2 separate regions of the Homo sapiens genome follow, and region 2 is linked to region 1. Evidence: read pairs that join two places in POLR2A ChIA-PET (ENCODE). Cell type or tissue: endothelial cell of umbilical vein. All regions are shown on one strand. Each heading gives the region's core, and the rest is flanking DNA. Links, peaks and the distances in the headings are about the cores only.

Evidence for each region. ChIA-PET counts read pairs that join two places held together with the same protein. Peaks named below come from ENCODE experiments on the same cell type or tissue, not always from the same donor. Only the 100,000 strongest peaks of a DNase experiment are listed, where the experiment ranks them.
Region 2: POLR2A ChIA-PET joins it to region 1 with 8 read pairs; 5 of 35 experiments call an interaction of 5 or more read pairs at or near these places.

The regions. Positions count from the first base shown.
Region 1 is chr1:154,882,251-154,887,620 of GRCh38, reverse strand. No RefSeq gene overlaps it. Among named protein-coding and RNA genes, the nearest start is that of KCNN3, 15 kb to the right of the region's middle. In endothelial cell of umbilical vein, for the core only: no CTCF peak of the experiment used is centred there; DNase peaks (open chromatin) are centred at 2,130, 2,610 and 3,340; H3K27ac peaks cover 1,223 bases.
Region 2 is chr1:155,042,261-155,047,630 of GRCh38, reverse strand. It overlaps DCST1 (DC-STAMP domain containing 1), which reads right to left. Exons shown (of 17, transcript NM_152494.4): 9 at 4,775-4,896; 10 at 4,122-4,279; 11 at 1,639-1,738; 12 at 1,411-1,506; 13 at 1,145-1,271; 14 at 319-435. It overlaps DCST1-AS1 (DCST1 antisense RNA 1), which reads left to right. Exons shown (of 4, transcript NR_040773.1): 3 at 1,476-1,671; 4 at 1,778-2,440. Among named protein-coding and RNA genes, the nearest start is that of ADAM15, 6.4 kb to the left of the region's middle. In endothelial cell of umbilical vein, for the core only: a CTCF peak has its summit at 2,542 (motif pointing left); a DNase peak (open chromatin) is centred at 2,570.

The DNA of each region.
Region 1 (5,370 bases), core at 1-5,000:
GATCCGCCCACCTTGGCCTCCCAAAGTGCTGGGATTGGAGGCGTGAACCACTGCGCCTGGCCAGATTTGCATTTTCAAAAGACTTTTCTGTTGCCCTGTGGAAGATGGATTTGAGGGCTGGAGGGGTGGGAGTGGGACCAGTTAGGAAGGTGTTGGGTTAAGTCTGAACAGGGAGGTGGAGAGAGAAGGAAAGCGATGCTGAGAGCTACCTTCAAGGCTGGGTCCACAGGATTGGGTGCCAAGGACGGCTCCCATCTTCTGGGGGATGCTGGGGATCTGCCTGAGCTGGGGAGACGCTGGACCAGGAGATGATTTTGGAGGCACAGCCGAATCTATTTGGCACATAAGGGTGAACTCCTCAAGGATGGACACACATATTATTCATCTCTAATTCTCTGGTTGGGCACAGCAGAAGCCCAAGAAGTGTTTGTGGAATAAATGACTGGAAAGCCACTCTTGGGCTTGCTGGTCTGTCTTGTTGGCCAGCATGTAGTGCTGCTCCTCAGATGACAAAGTGAAGTGTCTATTATGTTGTTTCTAACTTGGTGGGTTATCTGCCCAAATAGACGCTCTGAAGGTGACCCCAGATGATAGCAGAGAGAGGCACATGTGGGCAGCAAGTGGGTATGTGTGGGCATGTGGGAGGGGGGCACTGGGAGTTGGGGGAGCATTGTCCTTAGCATCTCATCACCGTTCATTCACATTTACTGCTCAGCTGGGAGCATGCTCTGGCTGCAGGGCGGTGCTTTTAGCCCAGAGGCTCAGAGCACTTTCCTATCACTAACATGGAACATTCCCAGAATTCCCCAGAGGCCTGGGGTTCCAGACAGTACAACATACAGAAGGCTGAGGCTCCAGTCACACTGCTGAGGTGTCTGAGCATAACAGTGCATTCGTCTGTCCAAGCATGCACCATTTGTTCATTCACTCGTCATGTGCCAGGCACTGTGCTGGGCTTGGGGAATCCAAGGGCAACAAGACAGGCCTGTCCCAGCCTCCTTGAGCTCACATGCTTTATGCACATCCAGATACAGGGGTGCCACTGTCACTAGAGCCACCTCTGGAGTCAGCTAGCAAGATCTGGAGCACATTATCCTCACTTCCATCTCAGCTGGTTGAGCTGCAGTACTTGAGAGTCTGTGGATGATGATGTTATTGGGAGTTTTATCTCTAACCACATGTACCTACTTCCTGGAAGTTCAGAGCAATGATCCTTAAAATGGCCAGAAACTAAAACTGAAAACCACCCAACTGCCTAAGAAGAGTGAATGGCTAAGCAAATTCTAGACATATGATGGGGGAGGAGCATGACATTATCTAATAAAAACGTGGGGTTATGTTGATATGTTAATGAGATGGGATTTACTGTCACTATGAGACTGTCTTTAATGAAACAAGAACATAAAATATCAGGTACACACTAATTACAGCACAACTGCTCTAAAACCTATATACACACATTGTCATCTCAATTGTATAAGGAAAACACAATGCATAGCAAAAGACTGAAATATGCCACATCTTAACAATACCTACTTTGGTAGAGGAATTTTACGTGACCTTTCTGCTTCTTTATTGTTTTCTATTTTTTCCCAAACTTTTAATAATCAGCAAGCATTTACCGTGAAAATTCAGAAAAGTAAATACATTAAGACTCTCCTATGTTTACACATTGGCATAGGTCAGAAAAGTATTTCCAGGGATGTTAGCTGGGCGTGGTGGTGCATGCCTGTAATCCCAGCTACTTGGGAGGCTGAGGTGGGAGAATCGCTTGAACCCAGGAGGCAGAGGTTGCAGTGAGCCGAGATCGTGCCATTGTGCTCCAGCCTGGGCGACAGAGCAAGAGTCCGTCTCAAAAAAAAAAAAAAAAAAAAAGAAGCATTTCCAGGGATGTCAGAAGAGCTTGGTGAGCGCTAGATTCAGTTGTTTGTATTTGTAATGAACCACACACTGATCATTGAGAGCTGAACTAGGTAGACACTAAGTGCGCCTTTGTTCTGAAGTGCTGGGATTCAACTTAATTCCATACAAGTTGAACAGCTTACAATCCTGTCAGGGAGGCAGACTTATTTATTTACTCAACCGTTTATTCAACGAGTGTTTATGGAGTTCCTCCTTTGTTCCTGGCATTGTCCCAGATGCTGGAGAACATAAACACATAATCACAATGTGATGTGAGAAGGGCCTCAGCAGAGGTCCCGACAGAGTATTAGGGGAATACAGCATGGCTAACCCTGTTTGAGGATGTTGGGGATCAGCGAAGGCCTCCTAAAGCAGGATCATTTGAACAAGGCCTTGAGGGGTGAATAAGAGTTCTCTAGGCAACAAATAGAGGGAAATGGAGCCTAAGCTACTTTGGGAATTATTTTTAGAGATGCCTACATGTGCTATGAGGGAAGATAGAATATGTGGATTGTTTATAGACTGTTGTCCTCATTCCAGCCAGGAGACCAGAATGAGGAGTTGAGTTCAAAGGTCTGAACTCACAAAATTAGAATAACTCATTTGTGTCCTGGCTGTTTTCTTACCCCATGTTTAACTAAACATCATGTGTGTTCAAGGCCTCTTTGAATAATGACCCTCTCAACGCTGGATCTTGACCCAAGTTCAGGAACTGGAAACATCTGGATCCTGCTGGGCTAGAAAAACATGTGTGACCCCTAGATCTCTATCCTCACACAGAAAGCAAGGACAGCTTTCAGAAGGGGACTCACAACTGGAAATTCTAACAGGTAAATATTAGTATCATTAAGAAATCTTGCAAAGGTGATTATTAGCCATCTCTTGTCTGTCGAGTTCTGTTGCTTTTCTTTCTTCTCTCCTTTTCTCAGTTTTTCTCTCTCCCCTGTGTCTTTCTCCTCCTTTGCCACATCTGTCTGCCTCTTTCCTTCTCGTCTGTTTTTCTATTCTCTGGTCTCTTGTTCTCGCTCTTTGTCTCTTTCTGTCTCTTGGAGCATTTCTCTGTCTCTCTTGCTTTGCTACCTTTCTCTCTCTGTCTTTCTCTTTCTTGTATCTCTTGCTGACCTTGGGGTCACTCCCTTGGTTTTCTCCATTTAATGGAGCCCCAACTTGCCTTTGATGGCATTTGGGGAGGGCAAAGTTAGTCGGACTCTCTGAACTTGATTGGCCTCCCGTGACAAGGATCTCTTTTCACAGGGTCTGGATTTAAAGTGTGAAAATATAAAGAGCTTTTTCATTCTGACTCGCACATATCCCTACTTGAGCTGAAGCATTTCCAGACAGATAATCATCAGGTTTCCTACAGGAAATTAAAGACCTCAGTACCGTGTAGTTGTTTAAATCACCCGTATTGCCCATTAGGTTTCATGAAAGGCTTTGCTTCCCTGGTATGTGATAGAACAAATCTTTAATAAGATTTTTCCCCCAATTTTTCTAATGAAGTCGGTCGTGTGTGTCCTCTAGATAAGCTCACAATAAGGCCAGCAGGTTCCCATTTTGGTATGAGCCGGTGCCTCACCCCTTCTTATCTAAGCCACAAGGACACGGAGCTGGCACATGTCCTCAGAGTCCACACTGGGAGCTGCCCCGGGGACAAGAACCCCTACAAGTAGGAGCATTCAGACCTCTGGCTGGATTGGCGGATGTGGCCATGCAGTGCCTTCTGTCCAGGAGCCAATGGCACCCCCACTTCTGCCTTAAGCCCCCCGTGTGCCCACACTCCTCTGGTTACCATCTGCTTCAGAGGAAGTCAGGCCCCAGTCTAGCCAAGATGGTACTCCTCCTTCCTTTTCTTGGTGGTTGGTTTAGGTCTGAGCATTTAACCCCCCCTTTTTCATTTTTATTTTTTTTGAGACTGAGTCTTGCTCTGTCACCCAGGCTGGAGTGCAGTGGTGCGATCTCAGCTCACTGCAAACTCCGCCTCCTGGGTTCAAGTGGTTCTCCTCCCTCAGCCTCCCGAGAGTAGCTGGGATTACAGGTGCCCACCACCATACCCAGCTAATTTTTGTATTTTTAGTAGAGACGGGGTTTCAACATGTTGGCCATGCTGGTCTCGAACTCCTGACCTCAGGCAATCTGCCCGCCTTGGCCTTCCAAAATGCTGGGATTACAGGCATGAGGCACCATGCCCCAGCCTAACCCATTCTTTGACCAGTGAGATGCAAAGGAAAGTCTAGGGACTTCTGGGACAAATGTTCTCATTATTAAAGAGATCCACAGCAGGGGGCTTCCCTTCATTGCTGTTGCACTTGAAGGTTGGCAATGGGATGCCTCAGTGTGCCCTGGCTACCTTGTGATCAACCTGCTGAGGATGGCAGAGCAGAAAGTCAGGAAGAGCCAGTGCTCATGGTGACATGTGCTGCCAAGTTAATGACCCCGGGACTGTTCTACCTCTTGAGTTTTTAGTGTGTGAAATAACAAATTTCCTTGTTTTTAAACTCTCTTGAGGTTTTTTTTTTTTTTTGACTGGCAATTGAAAGCATATTAGTAGACACAGACAGGACCACAGAGGTCCAAGATGGGCCCCCATGTCTTCTGAGAGAGGTCTGAGCTCACTGAGAGAAGGGTAGGGTGGGGACAAGCCTTGGGATCGAAGGCCCTGCCTTGGAGCAGTTTGTCGTTCCATGCTATGACAAACCATGGGCAAGAAAACCTCTCTGAGCTGAAGTTTCCTTGGCTCAAAATGAGTATTGAGTGCATCACAGATGCTCAATAATCATCAGCTCTCTTCTCTTCAGGTATGCTTATCTTCCAGTTATTATTATTATTATTTTTTGAGACAGAGTCTCACTCTGTCGCCCAGGCTGGAGTGCAGTGGCATGATCTCGGCTCACTGCAAATTCCACCTCACAGGTTCAAGCAGTTCTCCTGCCTCAGCCTCCTGAGTAGCTGGGATTACAGGCGCCTACCACCATGCCCGGCTAATTTTTGTATTTTTAGTAGAGATGGGGTTTTACCACGTTGGCCAGGCTGGTCTGGAAGTCCTGACCTCAGGTGATCCACCTGCCTTGGCCTCCCAAAGTGCTGGGATTACAGGCATGAACCGCCACAACAGGCCTCTTCCAGTTACTTTTAATGGGACCAAGAGGTGCCAGGTACGGAGAGCTATTTAATGACATTTCAGTGCTGGGGAAATTTTACACAGAGACCATTCTAAGTCCTTTACCCACAGTTGCTCCAAGTACAAATCACGTCTCTAATGCCAGCACCAGTGTTGAGGGGGAGGCAAATACACCCAATTCTCAATTCTCCATGGTGATGAAGAATGTGGATAATTGAAAACAGCAGATAATCCCCGAACCTGCTTTGAGTCACTGACTTCCACCGCCTCCCCCATCATCACTTTTCTGGTGCAGCTGACAAAATGCCACATGCACGCACGTTTCTTCTCTCTCTTCTGGTGGATCACTT
Region 2 (5,370 bases), core at 238-5,237, 160 kb before region 1:
GCCGCTGGGCCCAATGTGGCACAGATCTTGCAGATTTCTATCTTGACTGAATGTCCTGTTGGACAGTGCTGCTCTGGAGGGCTGGGGCCCCCTAGCCACAAGACCCTGGCCTCCAGACTCCTCTGACTGAAGCTGGTCATGCTCCCCTTTTTCAAGCCTGCCCAGATGTGTTCCCTGCTCCGATTTCCCCAGCTCAAGCGCTCCAACCCCCATCTCTCCACACCCAAGGCCCAGGCCCCTAACTCTTTACCTTGGAGTCTTTTGACCCTTGCCCCACCGCCCTCGATTCCTCTGATCCAAACTTTCAGCATCACTCACGCATGTTGTTTGATTCCATCACTGTCTCTGAGGAGGTGTTCAGGGCCCCAATGGTTTTTCGAAGAAGCCGGGCTAGCATGGAGTCTCCCCCGACCTTCACCTCCAGTTTATGACTGCCTGCGGCCAGGAGGACAGGTAGGGAAGTCAGGGCAGGTGGAGAAATCAGGAATGTGTTAAGGGGGTGGATGTCAGGGAGGGGTCAAGACACAGAAATGCTTCTCAGCTGCCTGAGTCTTTCTGTCCCTTCCTGAATCCTAACCCCTCCCTGCTCCCAGTTGTAAGTGTAAAGGGGTACAGAGCCCCCCTCCCCTGCTGTGAGAGCTGTCAGGTTGCAGGGCTGTCATTTGACCTTGAGGAGGACAGGGAGGGGCTGAATCACAGAAAGGGGAAAAGAACAGGCAGAAGGATGGCTGGCACAGTGGCACACACCTGTAATCCCAGCACTTTGGGTGGCCGAGGCAGGTGGATCACTTGAGGTCAGGAGTTCGAGACCAGCCTGACCAACATGGTGAAACTCTGTCTCTACTAAAAATAGAAAAATTAGCTGGCCGTGGTGGCTCACACCTGTAATCTCAGCTACTCAAGAGGCTGAGGCAGGAGAACTGCTTGAACCTGGGAGGTGGAGGTTGCAGTGAGCTGAGATTGTGCCAATGCACTCCTCCAGCCTGGGTGACAGAGCGAGACTCTTTGTCTCAAAAAAAAAAAAAAAAAAGAGGCAGAAGGACGAGGCACAGTTGGAAGAACTAGGGTGGGGTGGCTGTGCAGGCATTGGAGTTCTCCAGAGGGTGTCTCTTGGGCCTGGAATGTGTCTGGGGGATGGGCTTACTGCGGAAGGAGTACTGCAGGAAGGAGTGGTGGCGGATGGTGTCGAAGATGGAGTAGAGAGCCCAGTCCAAGCCACACAGCACCACCAGCAGCAGCAGAATGGGCAGTGTCTCCAGGAGCTCCCTCACCTGGCCAAGGAGCAGGAGGGGCAGAGCTGGGCAGTGCCATCTGCCTGGGCACGGAGCACTCTCTGGTGCCTTTTACCCTCCACCCTCACCTTCAGGCCTGTCTTTGCACCCAGGAGTCCGCTCCCCATGCTGTCCTCACCACATTGCTCATTTCTGAGGCCTGGATGGTGGGCTTGCAAGGGAAGATGACGGTTTTCTCCTCAGCTTTGCGGAGTGGCAGCAGAGTCCGTTTGCCCTGGAAAACAAATGTCCACACAGTTAGGAAGCCCAAGGGCCCTCTGCCCTTTCCTCTCTGCCTTCCTGGAGCATGAACCCACACAGGGCACACAGCAGCAAGGCATCCCCGGGCAGTGCCGTGCCCACTCACCAGCTTCTTCCTGCGGTCATCGATCTGGCAGAAGTAGGTACTGATGTAGATGTTGTCAAAACGAATGTCATGGTTATAGCTGTCCATGTAGGAGAAAGACCTGTGGGTGGATGGGCAGGGATGTCTCCATCTCTTCCAGGTTCTCCTCATCTATCCCCAAACATGGGCTTCCTTGAGGCACAGTCATTCAACCAACCAGCCAGCATTCATTGAGCACCATCTATGTCCTGGGCACTGCTAGGGGATGGTGATAACAGGGAGAAGACTCTGTCCCTGCCTTCCAATTGTGTAGAGGAAGACATCCCCCTACATGATGGGTGAGACATAGCAGAAGTGAGTAGGGGATGAGGTGGGGGCTCAGAGGAGGGCATGGTCAGCCTGTCTGGGAGGGAGTTGCATGTGTGCATCTGAGGTAGGGACAGGCATGCATCTTACAGGATGAATATCGAGCAGAGTTACAGAGAGGGGGAAACTCCTTGAGGTTTCAGGAATCACCTAATCCACTGTGACTCACAAATTCCTGCCTCTTGGCTTTGCCTGCAGCATATCTCCTGGAAGTGTGCTGGGGCAAAACTCATCCCAGACCACCATCTCCATCCTCCCCCAATACACCCTGGCTCTCCCTGGCTACCCTTGAGCACGGTGCACGTGTGCATGGGTGCATGCCTGCATATATAGCTATCCCCCATGTATTTCCCAAAGCCCTACATAATGCTTCAGTTTGCTAAGGAAAAAATGTTAATTACTGCAAATGTGTTTAAAACTGTAAAAGTACATTAAACAAACTCTGTAAAGTGTGAAACATTAGTTTCAATGCTATTGCTTCTGGGGCCCTGTAAAAATCCACATCTTTGCCTTTAAAACTACTGTAAGTGCAAAGACATACTGTGAGTGCCCTCTTGTGGAGAGGCTCACAGAGGTGGTGCCTGGGCTTCCTGAGCCAGGGCCTGCCCTCCCGCCAGCTGTCCTTTCAGTGCATGACCTCACCCAGCTTGAAAGCCTGGAAGTAGCTTTTGACTCTGTGCCTCCTTCCTTCCCTCCACAAGCTGGCTCTGAGCCTCGCTGCACCTTTCCCCTTCCCCCACCATCTCAAGCCATCTTCCTGCCATGCTCTACCCGGGCCAGGCTCCCTAACCTCCAACCCAGCCTGGCCTCCCGCCCTCCCTCCAGACTTCCTGAGGCCATCTTGCCACCACCGCCAGTTCCAGGTCTTCCTGCAGGGCTTTCCAGACTGTTCTGGTCATGCCCACTTCAGTTCTCCAGGCCAGCCTCTGCCCTCTGCATCCCATGGATACCAGGAGCCTTACGCAAGGGACACCCTTCTTTCCTTGACCACCGTTCCGCATCTGCGGCCATTTGGAGCCCAGTTATTGCCCTTCCAAGGGGCACCTTCCCAGCTCCCATACACGTCTCAAAAGCCAATCCATAGAATGGCCCTTGAACCATCTCTGTCTTGTGGGTGTCTCATGATCCCAACTAGATCATTAGCTTTTTTTTTTTTTTTTTTTTTTTGAGACAAGCTCTCACTCTGACACCAGGCTGGAATGCAGAATGCAGTGGCACAATCACAGCTCACTGCAGCTTCGACCTCCCAGTGATTCTCCTGCCTCAGCCTCCCAAGTAGCTGGGACTACAGGCATGTGCCCCACACCTGGCTGATTTTGTTCATTTTTTGTAGAGACGAGGTCTCACTGTGTTACCCAGGCTGGTCTCAAACACCTCAACTCAAGCCATCCTCCCACCTCGGCTTCCCAAAATGTTGGGATTACAGGAGTGAGCCGCCATGCCTGGCGATCATGAGCTTATTGGGGGCAGGAATAGAGCTCCTTCATCTTTGTCTTCCCATGGGGCCCTAGATACACACATACCCACTCACTTGCAGTCACTCTAGGCCCCCCACATAGGGGCAGACAGAGCAACAGCCCTGTGGCAGCCCTCACCCAAGCCCTGCCCATCTCAGGTGTTTGGGAGTGGAGATGGGAAATAGAGGGTCCAGAGACCAGCAGGGGAGCTAGAGCAGAGCAAGGCCCGGGGCAGCCCAGCTGGACACTGGGCTGGGTGGGGTTGAGGACTTTGTTCTAAATGGAGGGAAAGTCGCTGCCAACGCAGCAGGCAGGAGAAAATGAAAGCAAAATGGAAAGATAAAAATGGCACAAAGTCAGAGCCAAGGGGAATATGAAGGGCAAGAAAAAATCAAAAGTCAAAGCTAAACGTAAAAAAAAAAAATCAGTATTGGGATAAAGGCTGGAAGGAGGTGGATGAATGAAGACGGTTGGCCTTTTAAGGCAGTGGGAACATGGGTAATGTTCTTCTGACAAAATGTCCACTTTTCCTTTAACTTTGTGTAAACAAAGACAAAGGTAAATAATATTCAGATTCAGAGGTGAGGATAGGTGCTAGGGTTCCATCCTTACAGCCTCCCTCAGGGCAGGGCTCCAGTCCGGGGCAGAGGAGGGGCTGCTGGGGTGGGGACTATGGCTCACGCATGCAGGACCAGCAGGAAAGTGCAGGAGAGCAGCACGTGCAGCAGCCCCAGGGCCCACTCCAGCCGGGCCTCCTGGCGGTACACGTAGTCCCGCACCTCGGTGCTCACGCGCTCCCAGCTTGTGTTGAGCCCCAGCACCCCAGCCTGCTTCTCTTCCTGGTGGAGGGCACATGAGCAAACTCAGCCTGCGGCCACCTCGTCAGACCTGGGTCCCACCTCTTCATGACATCTGTTCCCCAGTACCCCACTTGTGTCCCTGGGGCCCTCCCAGGACCTCTAGGAGTTGTCACTTCCTTCTGCTCACCACCCTCCTGGACACAGTCTTGCTCCCCTGCACCTACATCAGCTGACATCATCTCATATCTGGCTGATAGCTCCCACCCCAGGCCAAGTCTGCACAAACCACAGGCTTGGCACTGTCCCCTCCTCACCACCTTTCCCCTCCCCTGCCCATCTCAGGTGTTCGGGGGTGGAGATGGGAAACAGAGGGCCCCCTCAACACCAGCGACATTCCCCCTCCTTGTCCCCCTCCCTCACCCCTGGTCACCTCTTTCCTGTGCCCTCTCACTTGTCCTTCCTCTAGCTCTATTCCCTCATGCCCTCCTCCCACTCCCTATCTACCCCCCACCAACCCTCGCCCTTGCCTTCTACCTTGAAGTCAATATTGGCTGAAAATTCCCCATCCAGGCCACGAATAGACTGGTTGAGGGAGTCGTAGGTCTGCCCAAAGTTGCCTTCCACTGGGATGCGATTGCGGCACCAAACCTCCATCACTGGTGAACAGTGGACGGGGTCAGGGGCCTCCCCGGGCCTGTCCTCCAGGTGCAGGCCTGGCCTGCCTGTCCTCCTGTAGTCCTCCTCATCCTGCTTTTTTGTCTCTCTGCCCATGGCTTGCTACCACACCAATGCTGAGTCTTCCCCTCTCTGCTCTCTTTGGATCCTGCCCTCCAGGAACCAGACCTGAGTTCCCTCATTTTTGTCAATCTATCCTCAACCATAACAAACATCAGTAAGGAGAGCCAGCGTTTACAGAGCAGCTCCTCTGTGTGCCAGCTCTGCCACTGCCTTCACATACGTTAGCCCCATAAATCCTTAAAAGCCCTTAATGTGGCTGGGTGCGATGGCTCACACCTGTAATCCCAGCACTTTGGGAGGCTGAGGTGGGTGGATCACCTGAGGTTAAGAGTTCAAGACCAGCTTGGTCAACGTGGTGAAACCCCGTCTCTACTAAATATACAAAAATTAGC